Linked DNA regions of Homo sapiens: region 2 is linked to region 1. Evidence: read pairs that join two places in POLR2A ChIA-PET (ENCODE). Cell type or tissue: A673. All regions are shown on one strand. Links, peaks and the distances in the headings refer to the core of each region. The heading gives the core; the rest is flanking DNA. Region 1 has its middle 34 kb from the start of CAPRIN1. Region 2 has its middle 74 kb from the start of LMO2.

The links. ChIA-PET counts read pairs that join two places held together with the same protein. Peaks named below come from ENCODE experiments on the same cell type or tissue, not always from the same donor. Only the 100,000 strongest peaks of a DNase experiment are listed, where the experiment ranks them.
Region 2: POLR2A ChIA-PET joins it to region 1 with 10 read pairs; 3 of 35 experiments call an interaction of 5 or more read pairs at or near these places.

Annotation. Positions count from the first base shown.
Region 1 is chr11:34,014,099-34,021,152 of GRCh38, forward strand. No RefSeq gene overlaps it. Among named protein-coding and RNA genes, the nearest start is that of CAPRIN1, 34 kb to the right of the region's middle. In A673, for the core only: no CTCF peak of the experiment used is centred there; a DNase peak (open chromatin) is centred at 3,809; H3K27ac peaks cover 56 bases.
Region 2 is chr11:33,962,951-33,970,004 of GRCh38, forward strand. No RefSeq gene overlaps it. Among named protein-coding and RNA genes, the nearest start is that of LMO2, 74 kb to the left of the region's middle. RefSeq lists a silencer at 6,672-6,966. In A673, for the core only: no CTCF peak of the experiment used is centred there; no DNase peak of the experiment used is centred there.

The sequences.
Region 1 (7,054 bases), core at 2,022-6,021:
TAGAGAAGCTCTAGCCAATGTTTCCTCCTCTCCAGGCAACGAAAACAGAAAAACAGATACTGGTTAGCAGCACACTTACTTCCGCGTCAATTATATTGAAACCCCAGGATCATTTATTTCTGATTAGAAATTTCCCAACAAATTCTGCTTTGGGGAGGAAAAGATCTGAAATTTCTTCTGCTTTTGTTCCTTTTGAACTGTCACTGTATGTGCTGGACTGTGATCAGCTGTGGGGAGAGAATACAGGGTGGGAGAGGCCAAGAGCTGGTAAAGGAGACAGAGAGAGACTTGAGGGATCCTGAATGACCTATAAAACCTGTGGGTTTACAGAGGTGAATCTGAGATGTGGCATGGGCTGGGCTCCAAGGAGATGAACTGGAGATGCCCAAATCATAAATTGGGCATTATGTAGCAGAGAATGGGTAAAGACTGCTGTCCAGATCTCCAAAGCTGCCAGGAATGCACTGTCAGAATGTCCAGGCTGGGATCCATCTCCAAACCGGGAAAAAGAACAAGGAGGATCTGTTGGAATTCTGGCAACCCTGGGCACAAGGGAATGTTATTAGCACCTAATATTTGAATGATCATTTGGTGTCAGGCACCATGCAAGCTTTATTTGCATTGTCTCATGTAATCATCCTCCATGAGTTAGGTATAGGTGAGAAAGGTGAAGTTTAAAAAGACAGTTAAGGCTGGGCATGGTGGCTCACACCTGTAATCCCAGCACTTTGGGAGGCTGAGGCGGGTGGATCACCTGAGGTCAGGAGTTCAAAACCAGCCTGGGAAATACGGCAAAATCCCATCTCTACAAGTCAGAGAAAAATTAGCCGGGTGTGGTGGCTCGTGCCTGAAGTCCCAGATACTTGGTGGGCTGAGGCAGGAGGATCACTTGAGCCTGGGAGTTTGAGGCTGCAGTGAGCCATGTTCGTGCCACTGCACTCCAGCCTGGACAACAAAGTGAGGCCATGTCTCAAAAAAAAAAAAAAAGACAGTAGTTAACTCACCAAGATCTCCCTAGGCTGGCTAACTAAAGACACATGGTTATTGATATAGTCGCCCTAGGTAAGGAACTGAGATAAGACCTTGAGGCTAGGAATAGCATCTTGCCTTGTTGGTCCAGGGACAGAAACTTGAGACTATTCTGGTTTTAAGCTGATCAGAGTAAGTCAGACTCTGGAGGTCCTAATAATTGCAAGAGCAGAGAGCAGAATTGATTCTCTGAGTTGCCGTAACTTTCTTTCTTTCTTTCTTTCTTTTTTTTTTTGAGACAGAGTCTCACTCCGTCGCCCAAGCTGGAGAGCAGTAGCACGATCTCAGCTCACTGCAACCTCTGCCTCCCTGGTTCAAATGATTCTCCTGCCTCAGCCTCCTGAGTAGCTGGGATTACAGGTGCTCGTCACCATGCCCGGCTAATTTTTGTATTTTTAGTAGAGACGGGGTTTCATCATGTTGGTCAGACTGGTCTCAAACTCCTAACCTCGTGATCTGCCCGCCTCGGCCTCCCAAAGTGCTGGGATTACAGGCGTGAGCCACTGTGCCTGGCCTGAGTTGCCATAACTTTCATAACATGGTCAGAAAGGAAATGCTGAGTTGTGTCATAGCCAATTATCATAAATAATAATGGCTTTGAAAATTTTCCATCTCTTGCATCATATGCAGACACATTTATTCGACAAACATTTACTGATTTCCTACTTGTGTTGGGCACTATTCTAGGAGCTTGGAGTATAAAAATAAACAGGACACAGTCCTTGTCTTCAAGGAGCTTTTAGTCTATTGGAAAAAATAAAATACTGTGTGCTAACTGCTAAAATAGAGATCTGTGAAAAACTCTGCCAAAGAAGCTTCGCAAAGATAATACTGGAGTTGGATCTTGAAGGTAAGTGGGGATTCTTTAAGAACATTACAGGGGCCGGGCACGGTGGCTCACGCCTGTAATCCTAGCACTTGGGAGGCTGACGCGGGCAGATCACCTGAGGTTGGGAGTTCGAGACCAGCCATGACCAACATGGTGAAACCCCATCTCTACTAAAAATACAAAATTAGCCAGGAGTGGTGGCACATGCCTGTAATCCTAGCTACTTGGGAGGCTGAGGCAGGAGAATCACTTGAACCCGGGCAGCGGAGGTTGCGGTGAGCCAAGGTGGCGCCATTGCACTCTAGCCTGGGCAACAAGAACAAAACTCCATCTCAAAAAAAAAAAAAAAAAGAAGAACATTACAGGAAGGACAGATTCTGGGCAGAAGAACTGGGGTCTATGAGAATGGGCAAGAACACAGTCTGTTCTGTAGAATAGCACCACAGTCTCTGAAGCTAAAATATAGGGTATATCAAGAAGGACTTTGTGGGAGGGGGAGCAAAATGGAGGAGGTAAAACTCCAGGACAATTCAGATGTCAAAAGGAAATTAAAATGCATGGCATTTGTTTATCTTTTTTGAGTTGACTGAGAAATAAGAGAGTAGGGTATAAGTTGTGATTTTTACCAAGGTATATCAGTCTGGGTGTAATCAGGAGAGGGAAACCAAATAGGAATTACGGCAGAGAAAGCCTAATAGAAATATGGCCAGGTGCGGTGACTAACACCTATAATTCCAGCACTTTGGGAGGCCAAGGCGGGCGGATCACCTGAGGTCGGGGTTCAAGACCAGCCTGGCCAACGTGGCGAAACCTGTCTCTACTAAAAATACTAAAAAAAAAAAAAATTAGCCAGGTGTGGTGGCACGCATCTATAGTCCCAGCTACTCTGGAGGCTGAGGCAGGAGAATCGCTTGAACCCAGGAGGGCAGAGGTTGCAGTAAGCTGAGATCATGCCACTGCATTCCAGCTGGGGCGACAGAATGAGACTCCCCCTCAAAAAAAAAAAAAAAAAAAGTCGGGTGCAGTGGCTCACACCTGTAATCCCAGCATTTTGGGAGGCCGAGGTGGGCAGATCACCTGAGGTCAGGAGCTCAAGACCAGCCTGGCCAACATGGTGAGACCCTATCTCTACTAAAAATACAAAATTAGCCAGGTGTGGTAGTACATGCCTGTAATCCCAGCTACTCAGGAGGCTGAGGCAGGACAGGAGATTGGAGTAATGACGGATGCATTAGTAAAAAGAGAAATCTAAAGAATATAGGAAATATGCACATATATATATGCAGGTCTAATATATAACAGTACATCTAATAGCCATTCCCCATAGCCCCCAAAGTTGAGATCCAGGTCTTATTGGAGAGGGCTTGGCCATGGCTTATTAGATGGCTTAGAAGTCCATCATGGTGCTATATTAGTAAAGCATGCTGGAAATCTGCTCCCTCGAGTGCATGCCACTATAGAAGCACTGAGGAGGATACCAGGGGAACCTGGCTGCTGAGCTGCCATGCACTTCAAGGGTAGGACACTAGAGAAGCACCTCATGCAATAGGAGCTGGCCACCAGGGAAGTGACGTGTGCTGCCCAAGGGGCCTGGTATTAGAGGAAGCTACACAGTAACTCAAGCATGCTGCAGGAACCAAGAAATAAAATCCTTCTTTCTGGCCAGGCACGGTGGCTCACTCCTGTAATCCCAGCACTTTGGGAGGCCGAGGCGGGTGGATCACGAGGTCAGGAGATCGAGACCATCCTGGCTAACGTGGTGAAACCCCGTCTCTACTAAAAATACAAAAAAAAATTAGCCGGGCCTGGTGGCGGGCGCCTGTAGTCCCAGCTACTAGGGAGGCAGGAGAATGGCGTGACTCCGGGAGGCAGAGCTTCCAGCCTGGGTGACTCCGTCTCAAAAAAAAAAAAAAATCCTTTTTTCCTGCAATGTCTCTCCAGCTCCCTCTATGACAAACTTCAGTGTCAGCTGGCAAAGGACAAATATTTAAAGGCCCAGGCCTATTTTCACAGAACAGGCAAAAAGGTTGAATTTGGAGCTGTGAGGCATTAAATCTGTAACTGGCACACAAGAACTGGTAAAAATATTTTTGACTGGTATTTCCTGGGAAAATTATACCCAAACTAAATTCACATTTTTGAAGTGCTGTATTTGATAAAATCTGTGCAAATTCAGTGCCAGGTGGAGAAAAATAAAATAAAATAAATAATAAAATCATATACTGGGTAAAAATCTGACAAATGGTTCATGATCCTGGAAAATTTGTACCAGGACATCCCATTTACTAATATTACCTTTCTGTTATTGATATTGGTGAAAGTTATATGATCTTATATTTGTCACTAAAAGTGCTATGATGTGCATTATTTTTAAATGGCAGTTAAGAGCAAATGCTTTATACTTTCTTTCTGTATATACAAAGAAAAAAAAAGCAAGAGCTTTGGAGCTGACAAACCTCATTTGAATCTGGGCATGGCCACTTACTAACTGTATGACCTCAGGTAAATTACTTGATTGATTTCCTCATCTGTAAAATTAATATACCTACTTCGTGGGATTGTGATGAAAATTTACTGAGATATGTTTAAATTTCTTAACCCAATGCACATAAATATTATCAAACTGTTGATAATAGCAGCTCAAAGGATGATAGCTACTGTAAAAATATTTAAAGATAACTTACCATGTGCCATGAATAACGATGGCCTTAAAATATTATTTATTCACTCAATACCATATTTTCAATCTTTATTAGTTAAATCATGGAATTTGAGGAAGAAATTGGTTACAAATGTCACAGAGTTGTGACAATTAGATGGCAATTAAAGTGCATTGCTCCTTTCTATGTACTTCTGAAATGCCTTATTTGTGTGCCTATTATAGCCCTTATTATAATATTATAGCACCTATAGCACTTATTTCATTCTGTCTTGTATCACAGTATTATAGCAGATGGTCTTCACTAGACTGATTTCTTCATAAGCAAGATTGTTTAGTCATTTTTCTTTCCCACCAGATTTTTTAAAATTATGTATTTTGCATATAATAGACACTCAGATATTTGCCAAGATTTAATTTTATTTTATCACTAGGTTTTCCATTAGTATTGCAATTCTTGAAACTCTTAGCAAACTCCTTATGAAGCTTTAGAGCTCAAAGGGACCGAAAATTTTAAGAATCTTATTTTACAGAAGAGGATCCTGAGAGCAGAGTGAGTTACCTGCCTAGGCTCATGCAGCTAGTTTAAGGACAGGCCCAGGACTAGAACTTAACATTTCATTTATGTATTAATAATTTGTCACGGCTGGGCGTCATGGCTCACGCCTGTAATCCCAGCATTTTGGGAGGCCAAGGTGGGCGGATCACGAGGTCAGGAGTTCAAGACCAGCCTGGCCAACATGGTGACACCCCGTCTCTACAAAAATACAAAAATTAGCCGGGCGTGGTGGAATGTGCCTGTAATCCAGCTACTCAGGAGGCTGAGGCAGGAGAATCACTTGAACCCAGGAGGCTGAGGTTGCAGTGAGTCGAGATCGTGCCACTGAACTCCAGCCTGGGCGACAGAGTAAGACTCTGTCTCAAAATAATAATAGTAATTTGTCACATATTGAGTAAGGCACAATGCTGAGCTCTAGAGTTAAATTAAGCATATGCCTTTGCTTTCAAAGAGCTGATAATATATTTAGGAGGCAAATAAGGATAATCCAATGAATTCAAAGCAATGGGATGAATGCATTACAGGAAAATATGGGCTGGGTATGAGCTGGTGCTCTCCAGCACAGCTGCATGATGGTCCAGATGCTGAAACATGTCCATACTGTTGATCAAGAGCCACCTTCCCTACCTCCCTTTCCCAGATATCTTCATGATCTAGAGACTGAAGAGCTGAAGCATGAATGCCCAGGGCTCTGTTTTAGTTCTTGGAACCAGGCTGTATTCCAACTGGACATACTTAAAGCAGAACTAATTTTTCAATATCTTTAAATATTTCGAATATCACCTCTGGTGATACGCAGAGAGTTAGATTAGATGAAGTATGTATAGCAAGGATAGAGACCTAATTCAGAACAAAAGTTTAAAACAAAAACCTTCAATAACTGGAAAAAGACTTTCTTTTTCTATTATAAAATCTTATAGAAAATTTGAAAAATACCAATATAGTTATGTAAGATGTTACCATGAGATAAACTGAGTAAAGGGTACATGGGAAACAAACAAACAATAAAGAATACAAGGGATCTCTCTGTACTATTTTTGCAATTTCCTGTGACTCTTTAATAATTTCAAAATAAATAATGTTTTACAGTGTGAAGGAAGCCTATCTATCTACTTGGTGTTGTTAATTACAAAGGTATACACACTATACCACTGCAAATGGAATTCTATTGGTGCTTTATTGAAATAAAACAATTTTAGGCCAGGTGTGGTGGTTCACACCTGTAATCCCAGCACTTTGGGAGGCCGAAATGGGCGGATCACCTGAGGTCAGGAGTTAGAGACCAGCCTGGCCAACATGGTGAAACCCTGTCTCTACTAAAACTACAAAAATTAGCCGGGCATGGTGGCAGGTGCCTGTGATGCCAACTACTCAGGAAGCTGAGGCAGGAGAATCACTTGAACCTGGGAGGCAGATGTTGCAGTGAGCCAAGATCGCACCCATTGCACTCCAGCCTGGGCAACAAGAGCGAGACTTCGTCTCAAAAAAAAAAAAAAGCTAATAATAAAAAAGCATAAGTCTTAAAAGGATGGAAATATTCCATTTCACTAGTTTGGAGTATAACATAGGTCATATCTCGTCATAGTCAGGACTTGGACTTGCAGGAAGTCTTTTTGTCCTGAGGTTCTTAGAATCTCACAGGTGCCCATTCTCGGTGATGTCTGTTGGGCCTGTTGCACGTCATTACCCCTGAAACCCAGCTACCTAGTCAGTCCTAGGAACTAGTGATTCACTGCTGCCATCACCACGTCCCTCAGCAATGACCTGTGGGGGTAACTGGTCAGAAAAACATCTAGCATTCACCCCTTGCTCAACATAGAAGTGTTTGCCCCAAGCAGGAACAGTTATCACCCTTGAATTCTCATAGAGTTAAACACAGACCTCACCATGCAATGAGGCAATCACGATAGTTTACTGTGCTTCCCTATAGTTGCTAAACGGTCTAATCTAAATCACTAAAATTTAAGAAAGCCATTTC
Region 2 (7,054 bases), core at 1,721-5,720, 51 kb before region 1:
CCTACAATTTCTCTATTAAGAAATAACATGGCTTAATATGTTTATATACATCCTTCCTGACATTGTCCCATGGCATAAAACTATCATCATAATTATTATGATTTACAAAAATTTAGCTATTTTATGCCTAATGTTTTGTCTACCTACCATTCTTGAAGTTCAGGGTCATTATCTTTGTTTGACAACATAGACTTAATATGAGGAGTCTGAAAATATTTTATTGCTTTGGTATCTTGTTGATATCATAAAATCAGAGACAGAATAATATTTATTAGAAACATCCAAGCACAGGGCTCAGAAACAAATCGCTGGTGCCTGAGCAGCGTTCTGTGTTTTCAAAGTGGCCATGTAAAACACGAAGCCCAGTGGAACTATATATCACCACTACATAAACAATAATAACAATTTTTGATTTATATCTTCATATTTTCTGCCTTGTTCTTGCAGAAAAGTTGGTAAAAGCTGATTAGACTGTTACACCTACTTTTTTAGCAGATGGAAGATAGGAGAAAATATTACCACAATGAAAGCGGGGGAAAGCCCAAAGGAAAATGTGTTTTTTAAAAATCGAGGACTTGTCAGCATGATGCACAGCTCTGAAGATTAGAGCAAAGCAAAACAAATGTGTGAGTTATTTCTTGGATCAAAAGTTTCAATCATCTTTTGAGGTTACTTCTCAGGTATTGGGATATCTATAAATGCTAAACAAGATGGCAAACTAAAAAAAAAAAATTTAATCCAGAATGAGGGGCTTTCAGGTAAAATGGTCTTTAGCCATGTTTCTGGCTGTGGTCTTCATCAAAAGAATTTCTATCAGCAGGGGGAGTACAGTTTAACATTAAGATGAAGGGGTTTTTCTTTTTTATGATTATAATCCTGCTGAATTGATATGAGGCAGAAATGTGTGCAGAGATATTACACCAAACAAAGGGCCCTGTTTCTCTGTTTAAACAGAGGCACCCAGAGGAAATTATTCTGCAGGATTTTTGAGAATACATAGTATTCTTAGGTCGGTGCAAAAGTAATTGCAGTTTTTGCCATTGAAAGTAATGGCCAATAATATTACGTGATAATGGCCAGTAGTATTATGTGATTACTTCTAATAAAATTTCCTCACAAAAAGTGCTTGGTTAATTAAATTTTGTATGCTGTAGGGTTCTAACAATTTCAGAATCCATTGATTCAGAATTTATGACATTTTAAGCATAGCACACCTGAGTCTTATTGGGTTTTTAAAAGGGCTGCTGATCAACCCCCTAGTGTTTATTGACATTTACTTGTCCAGAACTCAAACAACCACTCTCTGGGTTAGAAGACAACTTCTGTTCTCAGAGAGCCTACATCTTCATTGACGAGAAAAGTCTTACTCATATGAAAACACAAGACCAAGAGAACACTATGTTGAGCTGCCATTGCAAAGGTTTCAGAAAAGAAAAATAAAATTGTTATGGGCTGGAGAACTGAATCCTGACACCGATTTTTACATGCTAAAAGCAATAAGAAGAGGAAAGAAAAGAAAACCAAAAAGAGCAAAAATGGATGTTCTACTCCATGGTTTCACATTTTATGAAAAACAGAAATGGAAGAAAATCCAGGCAAAAGGTGATGTCAAATGGGGGTAACAGAATCGGCAAAAAGTGGAAAGGATGCTGGGAACAGAAGAAACATTTACGACGCTCTTTAAAAAAATATTTACGGAGCACCTATTATGTGCCAGACACTATAGTAGGTGTTACAGATTAAGGTCAATAAGATAGACATGGCCTGGTCCTCATGGGGCTTAAGTGAGTGGAAGGGGCAATAACCAAGTAAACAAATAAATAGGCCTAAAACTATAAAATATTTAGAAGAAAACGTAGAAATAAATCTTTGTGGCGTTGGTTCAGGTGATGGTTTCTTAGATACAACACCAAAGCACAGGCAACAAAAGAAGAAAAAGATATATTGGAGTTCTCAAAAAATTAAAAATGTTTGTGCTTCAGAGCACACTACAAAGAAAGTAAAAACCCATAAGAATGGGAGATAATATTTGCAAATCATATGTCTGATAAGGGACTTGTATCCAGAATATATGAAGAACTCCTACACTCAATAATAAAAAGGCAACCCAACTTTTTAAATGGGCAAAGGACATGAAGAGACATTTCTCCGAAGAAAATATAAAAATGACCAATAAGCACATGAAAAGATGCTCAACATCACTAATCATTAAAGAAATGCAAATCAAAACCACAATGATACCCCTTCATATCCACTAGGATGACAAGTGTTGGCAAGGATGTGGAGAAATTGGTGGGTTGCTGGCAGGTTGTAAAATGATGCAGCCACTTTAGAGAACAATTTGACAGCCCATAAAAAATGTTAAACATGGAGTTATTACATGATCCAGCAATTCCACTTCTAAGTATGCACCTGAAACAACTGAAAACCTAAGTCCATATAAAATATTGTATACAAATGTTCATAGCAGCATCATTCATAAGAGCCAAAAAGCAGAAAAAACTCAAAGATCCATCAGCTGATAAATGATAAACAAAATGCATTACATGCATGCAATGTAATATCATTTGGCTGTGAAAATGAATAGAATCCTGATACATGCTACAACATAGATGAACCTTAAAAATATTATGCTAATTGAAAGAAGCCAGTTTTGTATGATTGCATTTACATGAAATATCCAGAATAGGCAAATCCATAGAGAAAGAAAATAGATTAGTTGTTGCCAGAACTAAGAGAAAATAGATTAGCTGTTGCTCTCCTTCTGGGGAGAAGGAGGAATAAGGAGTGACTACTAATGAGTATGGGGTTCCTTTTTGGGGCGATTAAAATGTTATAAAAATTAGCAGTAATGGTTGCACAACTCTGTGAATATACTCAAGAATGCTTTAAATGGGTGCATTTTATAGTATGTGAATTATATCTCAATAAAGTTGTTACAAAAAACAACCAACCAGGCAGGGCGCGATGGCTCACATCTATAATTCCAGCACTTTGGAGGCCAAGACAGGTGGATCACCTGAGGTCAGGGGTTCGAGACCAGCTTGGCCAACATGGTAAAACCCTGTCTTACTAAAAATACAAAATTATTCAGGCGTGGTGGTGCATGCCTGTAATCCCAGCTACTCTGGAGGCTGAGGCAAGAGAATTGCCTGAACCTGGGAGGCAGAGGTTGCAGTGAGCCAAGATCGTGCCATTGCACTCCAGCCTGAGCGATGAGTAAAATTCCATCTCAAAAAAAAAGCAAACAAACAACAAACAAACAAAAACAATGAACTGAAACAACAAAATAGATCACCTTACTGCCCTATGGAGGAAAGGGAAAAAGGCTCATAGAAGGAGGAAAGTGGAAGCAGAGTGGCACAGAAGAAGCTGGTGCATTAAGGATTTTCTGGGGTGGAAAATTTAAAAAATAAAAAAGATAAATAATTAAATGTAAAAAAAAAAAGAAGCTACTGCAGCCATCAAAGCAACAAGTGACAGTGATTCACGTGGGGGTAGCGGTAAAGGAAGGGGGAATCATGGGGTTTCAGCTTGGGTACATGGGTGCAGGGTGGTGCAGTGTCCCATCCTCCATCAGCAAGAAATTCAGGTCTGGGTCCAAATGGAAAAACCCACACTGAATCATAATCCTAATGCTATGAGGTAGGTATGACTATCCCCATTTATAATTTTCTAAAACAGCTTTATTGAGGCCAGGCACGGTGGCTCATGCCTGTGATCCCAGCACTTCAGGAAGTCAAGGCGGGTGGATCACCTGAGGTCAGGAGTTTGAGACCAGCCTGTCCAACATGGCAAATCCCCGTCTCCCCATTGCTACTAAAAATACAAAAATTACCCGGGCATGGTGGCGGGCACCTGCAATCCCAGCAACTTGGGAGGCTGGGGTAGGAGAATGAATTGAACCCAGGAGGCAGAGGTTTCAGTGAGCCAAGATCGGCCACTGCATTCCATCCTGGGTAACAGAGACTCCATCTCAATCAATCAATCAATCAATCAATCAATCAATAAAACAGTTTTATTGAGATGTAATTGACATGCAATAACTGCACATATTTAAGGTGTACAATTCAAATAAAAAAATAAAGTGTACAACTTGATAAGTTTTTTAATTTTATTTTTTTAGAAATGGAGTCTCGCTATGTTGTCCAGGCTGGAGTACAATGACTACTCATAGGCACAAATATAGAGCACTACGGCCTTTAACTTCTGGGCTCAAGCAATTCTCCCACCTCAGCCTCTCGATTAGCTAGGACTACAGGTGCACACAACCACACCCAGCTTCCCTATTTACAATTGAATAAATGTGGTTCAAATAAGTGAAAATACACACCATAATAAACCTTACTGCTGTGGTTAATGACAGCCTAACTCATACCCAAGCTCTTTACTGTATACTATATAAGGAGACATTTTAAAGAGAAAAAAAAAAAGGAGGAAGAGAGAAAGAAATTGTAGGTACAATACTTCTAGTCAAGAAGGGGGGGTCAGGCATTCACATGTAACATTTTTGTCCCTTTGGTTTTGGCCTAGTATCTTGCACATACTGTCGTTAAGAGCCAGAGAACTCCCAAAATATTATCCTCAGCTTCCAGCCAATAGCCAGAGGTTGTTAATTCTTCCCAAATGTGTTTACAACTCTCTCCATTCACGATGCTGTGGCTTTCTTATTTCAGTGTCCCCTCATCTCTTGCAGGAGGTATTGCAACACCCTCCTAACTCTTCTCCCTGCATCCAGCCCTACCTACCACACCATCCCTTCCCCAGCACATTTGCGGTGGAGTGTGCACACACGCGCATGCACACGCACCCACACACACATACACACACCCATCCTTCTTGATCCCTTCTCCAGATGGGGTGCTCTTTCTAAAATGCAAACCTGTTCCATTCACCACCTTCCTTAAAACCCTTCAGAGATACCTACTGTGGCTCAGGATCAAGCTTAAAGTCCTTAACACAACCTCCACGGCCACTCACGAGCTTGAGCCTGCACACCTCTCCAGCATTTTCTTCATTCTCCCTCTCCATGCACACACCCTATGCCCTATGTGCCAGCCACACTAAACTACTTCCATTCCCCTGAATGTGCCATGCTCCACCGACCTCAGGTCTTTGCACATGCTGTTCCATTCCTGCCAACTGCTTGCATAGCTAACTCCTACATATCCTTTAGTCTTCCCTGACCCTCCAATTCAGGACCAGGTACCCTTCCCTGACCCTCCAATTCAGGACCAGGTACCAACCTCAGGGCACTCTGTACAGCCCCCATGAGCAGAGAGGGGTTAAGGGGTGACCAGCTGATCAACCACCTGGGGCAGAAATCTACAAGGGGGAATAAAAATCACAGGAGATGTAATAAGATTAGAAAAATTTTATCTCCTAGAATCCTGTCAGGATAGTACACTATGTGGTTAGAAATAATATGCTGATAAGTCCCTCAGGGTTGGGGGTAATGTGCCCCAAGGGGCATGCCTTCCAAGGGTGTCACCTCTGTTTTACTGTGGAGTGGTTGTTTGGTCCAGTGGGGAATGCGAATTTGGGGCCAGAGTGGAATTGCTCAGAACTTTGGGTGTCAGGCCTCCTTTCTTCGCCCTTCCCTCCTGACAGGGTCCCAACATATAATATATATGTCTAGTGTATATGCTAGAAAGCTCTAGAGGAAGGGAAAGTACCACCAAAAAACTCTGGTGGGTGAGCAGCAGTCCTGCCTCCGCAAGTGCTCAGCCTCTTCCGTTTTAAAAACTGAATAAATGGCCAAGTGTGGTGGCTCATGCCTGTAATCTCAACACTTTGGAAGGCCAAGGTGGAAGGACTGCTTGAGCCCAGGAGTTCAAGATCAGCCTGGGCAACATAGCGAGACCCCATCTCTACAAAAATTGTAAAAACTAGCCAGGTGTGGTGGCGCATGCCTGTGGTCCCAGTTACTTGGGAGGCTGAAGTGGGAGGATCGCTTGAGTCTAGGAGGTTGAGTCTGCCGTAAGCCATGATGGCACCACTGCACTCCAGCCTAGATGACAGAGCGAGACTCTGTTACAAAAAAACCCAAAACTGAATAAAGATTTACAGCACATTGATTCGATAAAATTTCTATTTATTAACCTGTCCAGGTGCTCACATATTTCAGTCTGGATGCACCCATCAAAGCATCCATCACATAATAGTAACTTACCTGTGGCCCTGCTGGAAAGTCTGTACCATGATAATCATTAACATTTGAGTGGTTAATGCCAAGTGTTAATTCACTTAGTTATCAAAATAATTCCTTCGGGTGAATGCTATTTTCACTCCCGTTTTATAGTTGAGGAAACTGAGGCATAACAAAGTAAAGTAATTGGCAGGGCTGGATTTCAAACCCAGACAGTCTAGCTCTACCTGGTGCTCCAACCAGAATGATACACTCCCCCTTAGGATGGGACTGAGTCCTTTTACCTGAAACAGCCTCTGCAGCCAAGCACAGACCTAACACACAGAAAAATTTAATAAATGTTAGTTGAATGAATCTTCAATTAGTAGAAGACTGTTTATTCATTTCTTCAGTAAATATTTATCAAGTGCCTTCTATGTGGCCAGCACTATTCTGGGCACTGGCACAAAGTGGTGACAAGACCGCTGCAAGCCTGAGTGGCCTCTTGTTCAGCCTGACACACGATGCAGAAACTCCTTCTCCCACATTCCCACCTGATGGCCATCCCACCTCTGGTTCAGGAGATGGAAAGGCGATTGCTGTTAGATTCTTGTTTGTTTAAGAGACTGGCCTTCCTTGGCCTTCCACTTGAAGAAGCACAAACTTGCACTACAACCTCATGCCTATAACAGCCTTTTACATCTTGCAAGATAGTTCTAGCTCCTTCAGGTCTTCTTTATTCTAGGCTAGACTAAGCTTCCTCAGTTCCTTCATCAGTTCATGCTCTGATTACATTTCTGCAGGAGACAGCTTTCATTTACTTACTCATCCATTCATTTAAACTTTGCTTGCTGGGTGTGGTGGCTCAGTCTGTAGTCCCAGCACTTTGGGAGGCCAAGGCAGGCAGATCGCTTGAGCTCAGCAGTT